Linked DNA regions of Homo sapiens: region 2 is linked to region 1. Evidence: read pairs that join two places in POLR2A ChIA-PET (ENCODE). Cell type or tissue: GM12878. All regions are shown on one strand. Each heading gives the region's core, and the rest is flanking DNA. Links, peaks and the distances in the headings are about the cores only.

Region 1 (5,632 bases), core at 1-4,000:
AATCAGGCCAAAAACGGAATGGGGAACCATGCCTTTGTTCAGACAGAACTTCAGAAAAAACATCAGTGTACAAGTTTCCTAGTCATGACGTTAGAGGGGAACTCAGACCTGGCAGTGAATGGTCTTTGGTCTTTGTTTGTTTAGAACATAGATAAGAGTCTTGTTAATCCCCTGTTTAAAATAGAAACAGGAGTATATCATTAAATATAATATCTCTAAGATATTATTTTTTATTGTTGTTGAGACAAGGTCTTGCTCTGTCACCCTGGCTGGAGTGCAGTGGCACAGTCATAGCTCACTGCAGCCTTGAACTCCTGGGCTTGAGAAGTCCTCCTACCTCACCAGGTTGGTCTCAAACTCCTGGCTACAGGTGATCCTCCTGCTTTGGCCTCCCAGAGTGCTGGGATTATGGGTGTTACCCACCATGCCTGGCCAGATATTATAACTGACATTGGGAAACCTGTGCTGTTTAAGAATATGGTGTTTATTTGCTTCTGGATCTTAAAGAGATCTTCAGTAAAAGGAAGTTGTGATGTTTTGGAAATGAAAAGTGATTTTCAGGGCAACAGAGACTGCTTCAAGGCCATTTTCTCTCCAAGTCCCATTTGCCTTTCCATTCTGCTGAGAATCCACCCTAAAGCAGATTATACCAGTAACCCAAGTCAGGATTTTAGGACAGAGTAACCAGAAATCCAATTCCTGACCCTTCAGGCCCAATTAATGACTTCTCACCCCACACTTAATCATCCTTTATTTAGAAATGTGCTTAAAGCACTTTGATCATTTCTGGGTAAATACCTCTTTAAGGACAGGACTTTTTTTTTTTTTTTGGAGACGGAGTTTCACTCATGTCGCCCAGGCTAGAGTGCCCAGGCAGTGGCGCGATCTCAGCTCACTGCAACCTCTGCCTCCCAGCTTCAAGCGATTCTCCTGCCTCTGCCCCCTAGTAGCTGGGATTACAGGCGACTGCCACCACGCCCGGCTACTTTTTTTGTATTTTTAGTAGAGACGGGTTTTACCATGTTGGCCAGGCTGGTCTCTTAACTCCTGACCTCAGGTGATTCGCCGACCTTGGCCTCCCAAAGTGCTGGGATTACAGGCGTGAGCCACTGCTCCCGGCCTAGTTGTTCTTTTTATCAGATAAATATGTTCTGTCCTAGGCCGTGTGTGGTGGCGGTCGCCGGTAATCCCAGCTACTCGGGGGCTGAGGCAGGAGAATCGCTTGAAGCTGGGAGGAGGAGGTTGTGGTGAGCCAAGATCACGCCACTGCACTCCAGCCTGGGTGACATGAGTGAAACTGTCTCAAAACAAAAAAAGGAACAACAACCAGTGGTTAATCTTTTTATTTTAGAATCTTGGGGAGCCTCAGGGCCTTATTAACTTTCACTGTGAAGCCAGTGCCTCTCCAGGATTGACAGTAGTGGTCACTGCCCTTCCACCTCCCACCACCCATCCTGCCCTGCTGGAGAAGAGATAATCCAAGGTCCAGTGGAAGCGCGTGGACTCCAAAGCAGATGGGTGGCCAGGTGTGCTCATCAGCCCAGCCAATTCATGAGTCGGTGTAGACCCCACAGCCTCCATGACCTGCCCTTGGTTGGGGCGAACGTAGGTTCTCTAGGGATTGGGCATCCATACAGTTCTAGGTCAGCCTCTCCCAATGCATAGCGCTGTTGGTAGCATAAACTGATGTCTGTCTTGAGTCACATGGCCATTCCTGGATGTAGGTCTTGCTGCAACTTTCCTTTTTTTATTGCACAGTTTCTCCACTGGAGAAGTGGTTTTACCTGGATCTGTGTCATTCAGTGGAGGGGTTGGGGAGAGGGCTTTAGGGGGCAGTTTAAATTCATTTTCACATAGTACTTCAGGGTCCCACTTCACCTTAGATTAGCTCCATGGCTTGAATCTACCACTGGCTTTACCCGTTTCTTTCTTTGCCAGACTCAGAGCTTGGAAGGTGGCAGTGCTTCTGTACTCAGAGCAGCATCTTTCTCAGATGAATGCGTGTGGTACTTGATGCCACAGGGTGTGCATTCGTGTTAGGGACTGGAGGCCATCTTCAGGTGTTCTCTACAGCCACCTCCCAGCAACTTAGGCAGCAAGCCTTGGAGCTGCAGTGCTACTTGCGAGTTGTCAGGGCATCCAGCAAGCCTGTGCAGCTTAGCTGGATAGATGCATTAGAGCTGCCTCTGTGCTGCAGGATCCTCAGGCATCCTAGCAGTGGCCTGCTCAGTGCTGTGTATAGCTCAGGCCTCCAAATTCTGAGGGGGAAGTTTAACTTCTCAGAGGTTTATGGAATGTGTCCCAAACTGACACACCAGCCTTCTGCTAATAGACTCTCTGCTAGCAAGGGTCACATTTTGTCTCCCTGCACTTCCATTTGCATATCCATTTAATGGGACTTTACAAAAATGAGTTAATTTTTTTTAAGTCTGTTTGTGGCCCAGCTCATTTTGGCTGCAGGCCAAATTATTCTGACTCTGCATGTATGCAGTCAGATCCCGTAAGTGCTGTTTTCAAATCAGTCTTGCTTCATGGCACCCAGTGAAGCCTCAAAATTAGGTGCATGTTCAGCATTGAGCATTCAGTTACCAAGTTCCTTGCCCAAGGGGTATCCTGACTATAAGGACACAGTGCTACTGCCAACTAAGTTTCCACATGAGGTTGTGTGTCAGAAAAGGAGAAATTGTTGGATTCTTAAGTTCTTACGCACTGAGGCATCTAACTGTCAAATTACAAGATGGGAAGGAGAGAGCCCTAAGACCTTGCTACTCAGCATGTGATGCAGAGACTGGCAGCAGTCGCCTTACCTGGGAGCTTGATGTTCCGATGGTTGGTACCAACATTTGTATGAGAAGCACTGTTCTAAGGAAGATCTCTGCAGAAGGTACAAGGACTCTAATGTTAGGTCATCAGAGCAGATCTAGCTGTCTAATCACTTGGAGGCAGCAAAGCTTGGTGGTCTCCTAGTTTTGTGACCTGGAGTGAATTTAGAATCTCTGTGCCTCAGTTTTCCTATCTAGGAACTATGGATTATGGTACCATCTACCTCATGAGATTGTTTTGAGGATAAAGAGTTAATACATGTAATGTATAAGCAGTGCTTGGCACATGTGTTGCCATTATAGTTAGGATTTTTACTATCAGCTTCTGTAGCTACTAGGGCACTGCTTAAACAAATTAATGAACCCAAGTTTTACTTAAAAGACAATGGAATCTAAAGCCAGAAAGGAATGAAAGCCACATGATTGTGGGCCTCCTGTCCTGCCAAGAGTCAGGGCTCAGAGTCTCACGACCTGCCTTCAACAGTAGCGGTCCAGTGGTTATTGTTCACCCTGGATAGCATACACAGGCCCGGGGGTGGGCTGCTGGTGTTTACGAAGCTCTTCAAATGTTTCTAATGTAGCAGCGGGATTTAGAATCATTGTACTAGGGCTTCTAACTTGCTAGGAAAAGAGCAGAACTTAGTCTGTTTGGAACCAAACTTGACAGAGACACTATGGGGCGACTCTGAATTGCACACAATGTCTGCTACTGCATCTAAACCCATCTGGTAGTGGCAGCGGGGAGATGTTACGACAGTTGTCATCAAGATCACCCTGGACACTTGGACAAATGGGGTAAAGAGTTGTGGCAGTAGCTGTAGTTGTTTTCCCATTAGCCTCATTCTGAGGAGTTTCAGAGAAAAATGGGGTTACTCTCTGGGCATTCTCAACCACCAGGGTAAAAATCTTGGGAGACTCAGCTACATGTTCAAGCCCTTCTGCTAGTTTCTGGCTTGTCATTTCACTTCCTGGCTTGTCACTCTACTTCCTAATCACATAGCTTTTAAAGATGACCCTCCCTTCTCCCCCCCAACAAAAGGTCAGGCATTTCCCTTTGCAACCTGGCTGCATATGGAATCATTTTTGGCATTTAAAAATATACTGATGAGGCCGGACACGGTGGCTCACCTGAGGTCAGGAGTTCAAGACCAGCCTGGCCAACATGGTGAAATCCCACCTCTACTAAAAACAAAAACAAAAACAAATTAGCCAGGCGTGGTGGCATGCACCTGTAATCCCAGCTACTTGGGAGGCTAAGACATGAGACTTGTTTGAACCGGAAGGTGGAGGTTGCAGTGAACCGAGATCCTGCTACTGTACTCCAGCCCAAGCGACAGAGCAAGACTCTGTCTTTACAAAACAAAACAAAACATAGTGATGATTTCATTGGTCTGGGGTAGGGCTTGGGCACAGAGATGTTTTTAAAGCTCTCTTTAAAGTAAGATTCTGATGTGCAGCCAAGGCTGAGACCCACGGCTGCAGGCGTTGTTCCTCCCTCTACCCACTGCCCCCTAAGTCTTGTTCTGGGGCAGTGCTGTCAGTAGAAATGGATGCAAGCCACATATGTAATTTAAGAATTTTCTAGTAGCCACATTAAAAAAATAAAAACAGTTGAAATTAATTTTTTTTTTTTTGAGACAGAGTTTTGCTCTTGTTGCCCAGGCTGCAGTACAATGGCACGATCTTGGCTCACTGCAACCTCCACCTCCCAGGTTAAAGCGATTCTCCGGCCTCAGCTTCCCGAGTAGCTGGGATGACAGGCGTGCACTACCATGCCTGGATACTTTTTTTGACAGAGTCTCGCTCTGTCGCCCAGGCTGGAGTGCAGTGGCACGATCTCGGCTCACTGCAAGCTCCGCCTCCCAGGCTCACGCCATTCTCCTGCCTCAGCCTCCTGAATAGCTGGGACCACAGGTGCCCGCCACCACGCCCAGCTAATTTTTTGTATTTTTTAGTAGAGACGGGGTTTCACCGTTGTTAGCCAGGATGGTCTCAATCTCCTGACCTTGTGATCCACCCGCCTCGGCCTCCCAAACTGCTGGGATTACAGGTGTGAGCCACCGCGCCCGGCTTACTTTTGTATTTTTAGTAGAGACAGGGTTTCACTATGTTGGTCAGGCTGGTCTTGAACTCCCGACCTCAGGTGATCCACTTAATATATTTTATTTGACCCAGTATATCCATAATTTTATCATTTCAACATGTAATCAAAATTGAGCTATTTTGCTGCATTTTCATACTAAGTCTGAAGCCTTGTTTATGTTTTACACTGCACATCCCAATTCACACGAGCCAGACTTTCAAGTGCTGAATGTAGCTAGTGGCTGCTGTGGCAGTGATACAGGACATTTCAATCAGAGCAGAGATTTCTATTGAACAGTTCTGTTCCAGGGAGTCCTTATTTTACAAATTCCAGGCTAAGAGGTCCTCACAGGGAGCACCGTTTTTATTGTACAAGATGCTGATGACAGGTTCTTTCATATTCAAATTCAGACCTCCCCCACATTGTTACTTAATAATTCTCATCTACCCACACAGCCATCCGAGCTAAGCTTGCAAATGGGGCAGGAAGAACAGGAAAAAAACTCAAAACCTCCCCCTTCATAAATGTGGTATTTGTCCATGTTTACATGGAGGTTCCACTCAGCCCTTGAGGAGCAAAGCAGCAAGTGGGGCAGTCACTGTTTCCTCAGGTTGAGGCCTTGGACTCCTTATCTTCCCCACTGGCTCTTGGTTTATGAGTTCCCCTTTTAAGGATCTGTTGTGACTTACCTATCTGGGCTAGTGACCTCAGATGTCTCAGACTGAGC
Region 2 (5,148 bases), core at 322-4,321, 130 kb before region 1:
TTTATACGTTTAGTTTTTTAAAAGAGTAGATAACCAAAATATATCAAACAAGAAACAGAAACAAATACACCTTTCAAAATGCCCTAATTTTAAGTCTTAGCTCCAGTGAAAAATATCTAACATTTTAATCATGTATCAGTACTTCAAAAGTTACTGTTTAAGAGGAGGGGCCCACTAACTACTGGTCTATATGTTTAGTGTATGAAATTACATCCAAAGAATGCTTTAGGCAAGAACTCCTTCAAAAGACATTTTTCAGTAAGAGGCATCCTTCAGTAGAGATGATGGCAATCATTTCCCATAAGAAAAGTTACCAATTCCCCAGATTTCTTAAACTGAAGGGATACTTTTGAAAATCACAGCTCTTTAAACAAAAAACTAGAATTTTTACAATTTGCCTGTGAGAAAGATTTGAGCTTCTTGTTAGGGAATTTGTAAGAATATTTGGCTGCATTACAACTCTACTTATAAGTTTCTGCCCGTGTATATGTCACTATAGTTTTGATAAGTTAATTACCAAAATTAGTAATATTATTTTAAGACAGGGTCTTGCCCTGTGGCCTAAGCTGGAGTTCAGTGGCGTGGTCTCGGCTCACAGCAGCCTGAACCTCCCAGGCACAAGTGATCCTCCCACTTTAGCCTCTTGGGTAGCTGAGGCCACGCCCAGCTAATTTTTTTTTATTTTGTAGTAGAGACAAGGTCTCACTATGTTGCCCAGGCCAGTCTTGAACTCTTGGGCTCAAGCAATCCTCCCACATCGACCTCCCAAAGTGCTGGGATTATAGGTGTGAGCCACTGCGCCCAGCCATAAGTGGTCTAATTAGTCAAAAGAATATGTCCAGTTTTTGTGATCTCTTTGTAATTCTTTTCTATGAGTTTCCCTGGCAAATTGGTCCTCCTGACTTTTTTCTTTTTTTTTTTTTTCCAAATTGGGCAGACTCCAGAATCACAGTAGATTCAGAGACTCTCCTCCTGGCTATTTTTAATCAGAAGCCAGAGTGTGTATTGCTTTAAATGGAATAGATACGTTCATGTGTATATGACCTCATGGGCTGTTAAGCCTTAATCTCACAATGAAAACTTTCCTTTAAAGATGTCAGATTTATGGCCAGGCGCGGTGGCTCACGCCTGTAATCCCAGCACTTTGGGAGGCCGAGGCGGGTGGATCACAAGGTCAGGAGTTCAAGACCAGCCTGGGCAAGATGGTGAAACCTATCTCTACTAAAAATACAAAAATTAGCCGGGCACGGTGGCAGGTGCCTGTAATCCCAGCTACTCAGGAAACTGAGGCAGGAGAATCGCTTGAACCCGGGTGGCAGAGGTTGGAGTGAGCTGAGATTGCACCACTGCACTCCAGCCTGGGCAACACAGTGAGGCTCCGTCTCATTTAAAAGAAAAAAAAAAAAAAAAGTCAGATTTAATCACCAGAAACTATTTTGCAGATAACCACCACCACTACCACCACACTGATTGTATTCCATACAAAACAGTTTAGGTGGAAAGGATCACATTAAATACTTAATTTCTGCGATTCTTTCCCTCTCAAAGAGTCACAGTTTTCAGGCCTTTTAATGAAAAAGAAAGTTAGGCAGTAGAATAAAAATTTAAATAGCTAAAATTAAGTTTTAAAAAAACTCTTGATATTTAAATCTCTTTAAAGATATAAATTCTTTTGAATAAAAATGTAAAGGGGAGAGTGGGTACATATCTGAACATTAAACTTTAGGCACTTTCTGGGAGTTGATACCCAATACTGTAAAAGTGGGCTGAAGAGTTACCACTAGGTAAACACATTAAGCTAAAAAATCAATAACCACTAACTCTAGTTTCAGATGCACTTCTATAGTTTCTCAAGGGTCATTAGTATACCAAAGTCACTAAGAAAAACTATGACAGAATGCCTAAAGTATCTTATGTGTGCCTCAATGTCCAAACAAATCTGGCTTAAAATTTCCAACTCAAGCCATTTAATAGGGTATGTATGTTTCCAATTAAATGAAATAAAATTAAGAGAATTAAAAGTGATAGGGAAAGGTGGTACAGAAAATCTAAAAAGTCTAAATTAGCTAGCTTATTTTGATAAAACATACAAAATAACAAATTCACATCTCTTAAAATATCTTAATCAGAAGTCAAGACAGTTGTCCAGAAAATGTCACATTATTCATTGTTATCTACTTTTTATTTATAAACAGTGGAACCAAAGCCACTACTTGAGTTATACTTAAATTTTTTTTCCTGCTTTATTTCACCAAATTTGTTTTCAAAACTATACTCAACCAAAACCTATTTGGCATTTATTGTCACTAAGATGTAGCAAAGAAAAGAGTTTGCCAAATTTTAATCAAGATTAGATAAGATTTTAATACAACATACTCTGCTCATTTGAAATAAACCAGTATCTTCCACGGTTTCTTCAAAATATGCGACATCTCACAGAATACTGTAAATTTCAGTGCAAAGGATGCCACCCCAGAGACACTGTTGACTTGGCTTGGGTAAAGGTACACATGAAAACTGCTTAAATCAAATATCTACAAAAAAGAAAGCCAAAAGACTTGTTTTGGTTGAGAACAATAGGAGTCCACATAAGTCTTCAATTCTAGGAGCTTCAAAATGAAGAAAAGGCTGAGATGTGTTGTCCTTCATGTTCCTGTTCATCCAAGTTGCTTCCCTTTGAAGAACTAAGAAAACACTACACTCCATAATGTATTCTTTTGGAGGATTCCATAAAGTTTAAGTTCAACATCTCAGCATAAGGATGTATGCTATAGAGTAGCTAAAATCCGTAAAAAGGAGACCACCAAGACGCAAAATGTCTGTCCAGTGCCCAGTGTGAGGGCTTCAAATGGTATCATTTCCTTCCCTGCTGCTCGGTAAACTCCAGCAATAGCTGCACCTGATTTAAAATGCAAGAATGTTAAACAAAAACAAAAAACGAAGGTTAACAAACTCACGAAAATACAACATTTAAAATACTACTGCGAGTAGAATGTTCCAGATTTTATACTGAAATTTAAATCTTACAGAAATGTTAGGTTTTCCCTATTCTTTCTGTGGACTACTCTACACTTTGAGTATTCATTGCATGGCTTGCAAGATCACTTTTAGATGCTGACTCCTTAAAACCCAGAGTCTCCTAGATTTATTGAATAAAATAATCTGGAAGAAATAATCAAAATCACAAAGATAGCAATTCCCACATGACCAGATTATGAACTCAAAAATATCTGTATTCCCCTACCAGTTACCCCATGCCTAGCCTTCAACAGGGACCTAATACATTTTTGGTAACAAATGAAAAAGGATCTTTTGAGTTAGACTAAGCAAGAAATGTTTCAGGCCACAGGGAATCCCCACTCCACCTTCTATCACACTCATAGTTCCCTTCAAGAAATGGACGGAGGAGGGACTAGAGGGGTGAAAAGGGAAGACAGGAGGACTCTAAGCCATAAAGTTGTTATTCATTCACAGGGCATGAGAGGAGAGATACTCAGGGATTCCTTTGTCTCCCAAGTCATTGATTGTTTTTATTACGCTAGTCACTATAATTTCCTGCAAATTGGAAAAACAAAACGAAAACCCCTGTATCTATGCAGATACCCATTTGAGTTACTATACGAGTTCAGCATTATACCAAGGAAGTGTACCAAGAAAGTTAACATTTCATTCGTTTGAAAAGAATAGATCCGGCCGGGCACGGTGGCTCACGCCTGTAATCCCAGCACTTTGGGAGGCCGAGATGGGTGGATCATCTGAGCTCAGGAGTTTGAGACCAGCCTGGGCAACATGGTGAAACCCCATCTCTACTAAAAATACAAAAAATCAGCCAAGTGTGGTGGCACGTGCCTGTAATCCCTACTACTCGGGAGGCTGAGGCAGGAGAGCTGCTTGAACCCAGGAGGTGGAGGTTGTTGTGAGCTCACATCGCGACACTGCACTCAAGCCTGGGCAACAGAACAAGATCCTGTCTCAAAAAAAAAAAGAACCGGCCAAGTACAGTGGCTCAAGCCTATAATCCCATCATTTTGGAAGGCCGAGGCAGGAGGATCGCTTGAGCCCAGGAGTTTGAGACCATCCTGGGTAACATGACCAAACCTTGTCTTTACAAAAAATACAAAAATTAGCTGGGTGTAGTGAACGTGCCTGTAATCCTAGTTGCTTGGGTGGCTGAGGTAGGGGGATCACTTGAGCTAGGGAGGTCAAGGCTGCAGTGAGCTGTGACTATGCCACTGCACTCCAGCCTGGGTGACAGAACAAGACCCTGTTCTCAAATAAAAATAAATAAATAAATAATAAAAATTTTAAAAAGAAAAGAATAGATCCAGATTTCCCAGATGACCCTCCCCACAAAATGCTCCAACAAAATTCTCCTTTGTCATAGTGTGTTCATTCACTCCAATTTTCATCTGCAGAACACTTCTGTGTTTTATAAGGTATGATCGCTATTCTCAAGGTACTTGGAATCTAGCTGGGGACACAAGACAGAAACAGATTTGCAATAATGCAAAATAACATACAGTGTCTCAATCACGTTTACAATTTTTTTTTTTTTTGAGACAGTGTCTCACTCTTTCACCTAGGCTGGAATGCGGTGGCATGATCATGGCTCCCTGCAGCCTCAACCTCCTGGGCTCAAGTGATCCTCCCGAGCAGCTGGGACTACAGGCACACGCCACCACACCTGGCTATTTTATTTATTTATTTTTTGTAGAGACAGGGTCTCACTATGTTGCCAAGGCTGGTTTTGAACTCTTGGACTTAAGCAATCCTCCCAAGCTGGCTTCCCAAAGTGCTGGGATTACAGGCATAAGCCACCATGCCTGGCACATTTCACAAATGTGATGTGAAGGTATATTAACATATTTTAACAAGAAGAAAGAACAATATTAACCAAAGGTTGGCTGCCTTGAACATTTAGTGATTTAAAATGCCCAGCTCCACTGGCAATGCGTACATTTTGTTACTAACATCTGAAAGACATGTTTCATTGGGCCCCTCCAAAATTTAGGTACACAAGAAAGACTGGGTTGGATAGAAAGAAGCTTAAGGAACTTGAACTGGGCCCTAAAGTGGGATTGGGATAATGAAGCGAAGAAAGGAAAAAGTATATCCAAGAGAGCAGCAAATGGAAAGGGAACAGACTAT

What was found. ChIA-PET counts read pairs that join two places held together with the same protein. Peaks named below come from ENCODE experiments on the same cell type or tissue, not always from the same donor. Only the 100,000 strongest peaks of a DNase experiment are listed, where the experiment ranks them.
Region 2: POLR2A ChIA-PET joins it to region 1 with 6 read pairs; 12 of 35 experiments call an interaction of 5 or more read pairs at or near these places.

What each region holds. Positions count from the first base shown.
Region 1 is chr16:75,570,857-75,576,488 of GRCh38, forward strand. The region is part of intron 3 of GABARAPL2 (GABA type A receptor associated protein like 2); the gene reads left to right. Among named protein-coding and RNA genes, the nearest start is that of GABARAPL2, 7.3 kb to the left of the region's middle. RefSeq lists an enhancer at 1,441-1,560 and a silencer at 5,588-5,632. In GM12878, for the core only: no CTCF peak of the experiment used is centred there; no DNase peak of the experiment used is centred there; H3K4me3 peaks cover 1,154 bases; H3K27ac peaks cover 3,077 bases.
Region 2 is chr16:75,444,790-75,449,937 of GRCh38, forward strand. TMEM170A (transmembrane protein 170A) reads right to left here. Exons shown (of 3, transcript NM_145254.3): 3 at 1-2,899. The coding sequence ends at 2,769. Among named protein-coding and RNA genes, the nearest start is that of CFDP1, 14 kb to the left of the region's middle. In GM12878, for the core only: no CTCF peak of the experiment used is centred there; no DNase peak of the experiment used is centred there.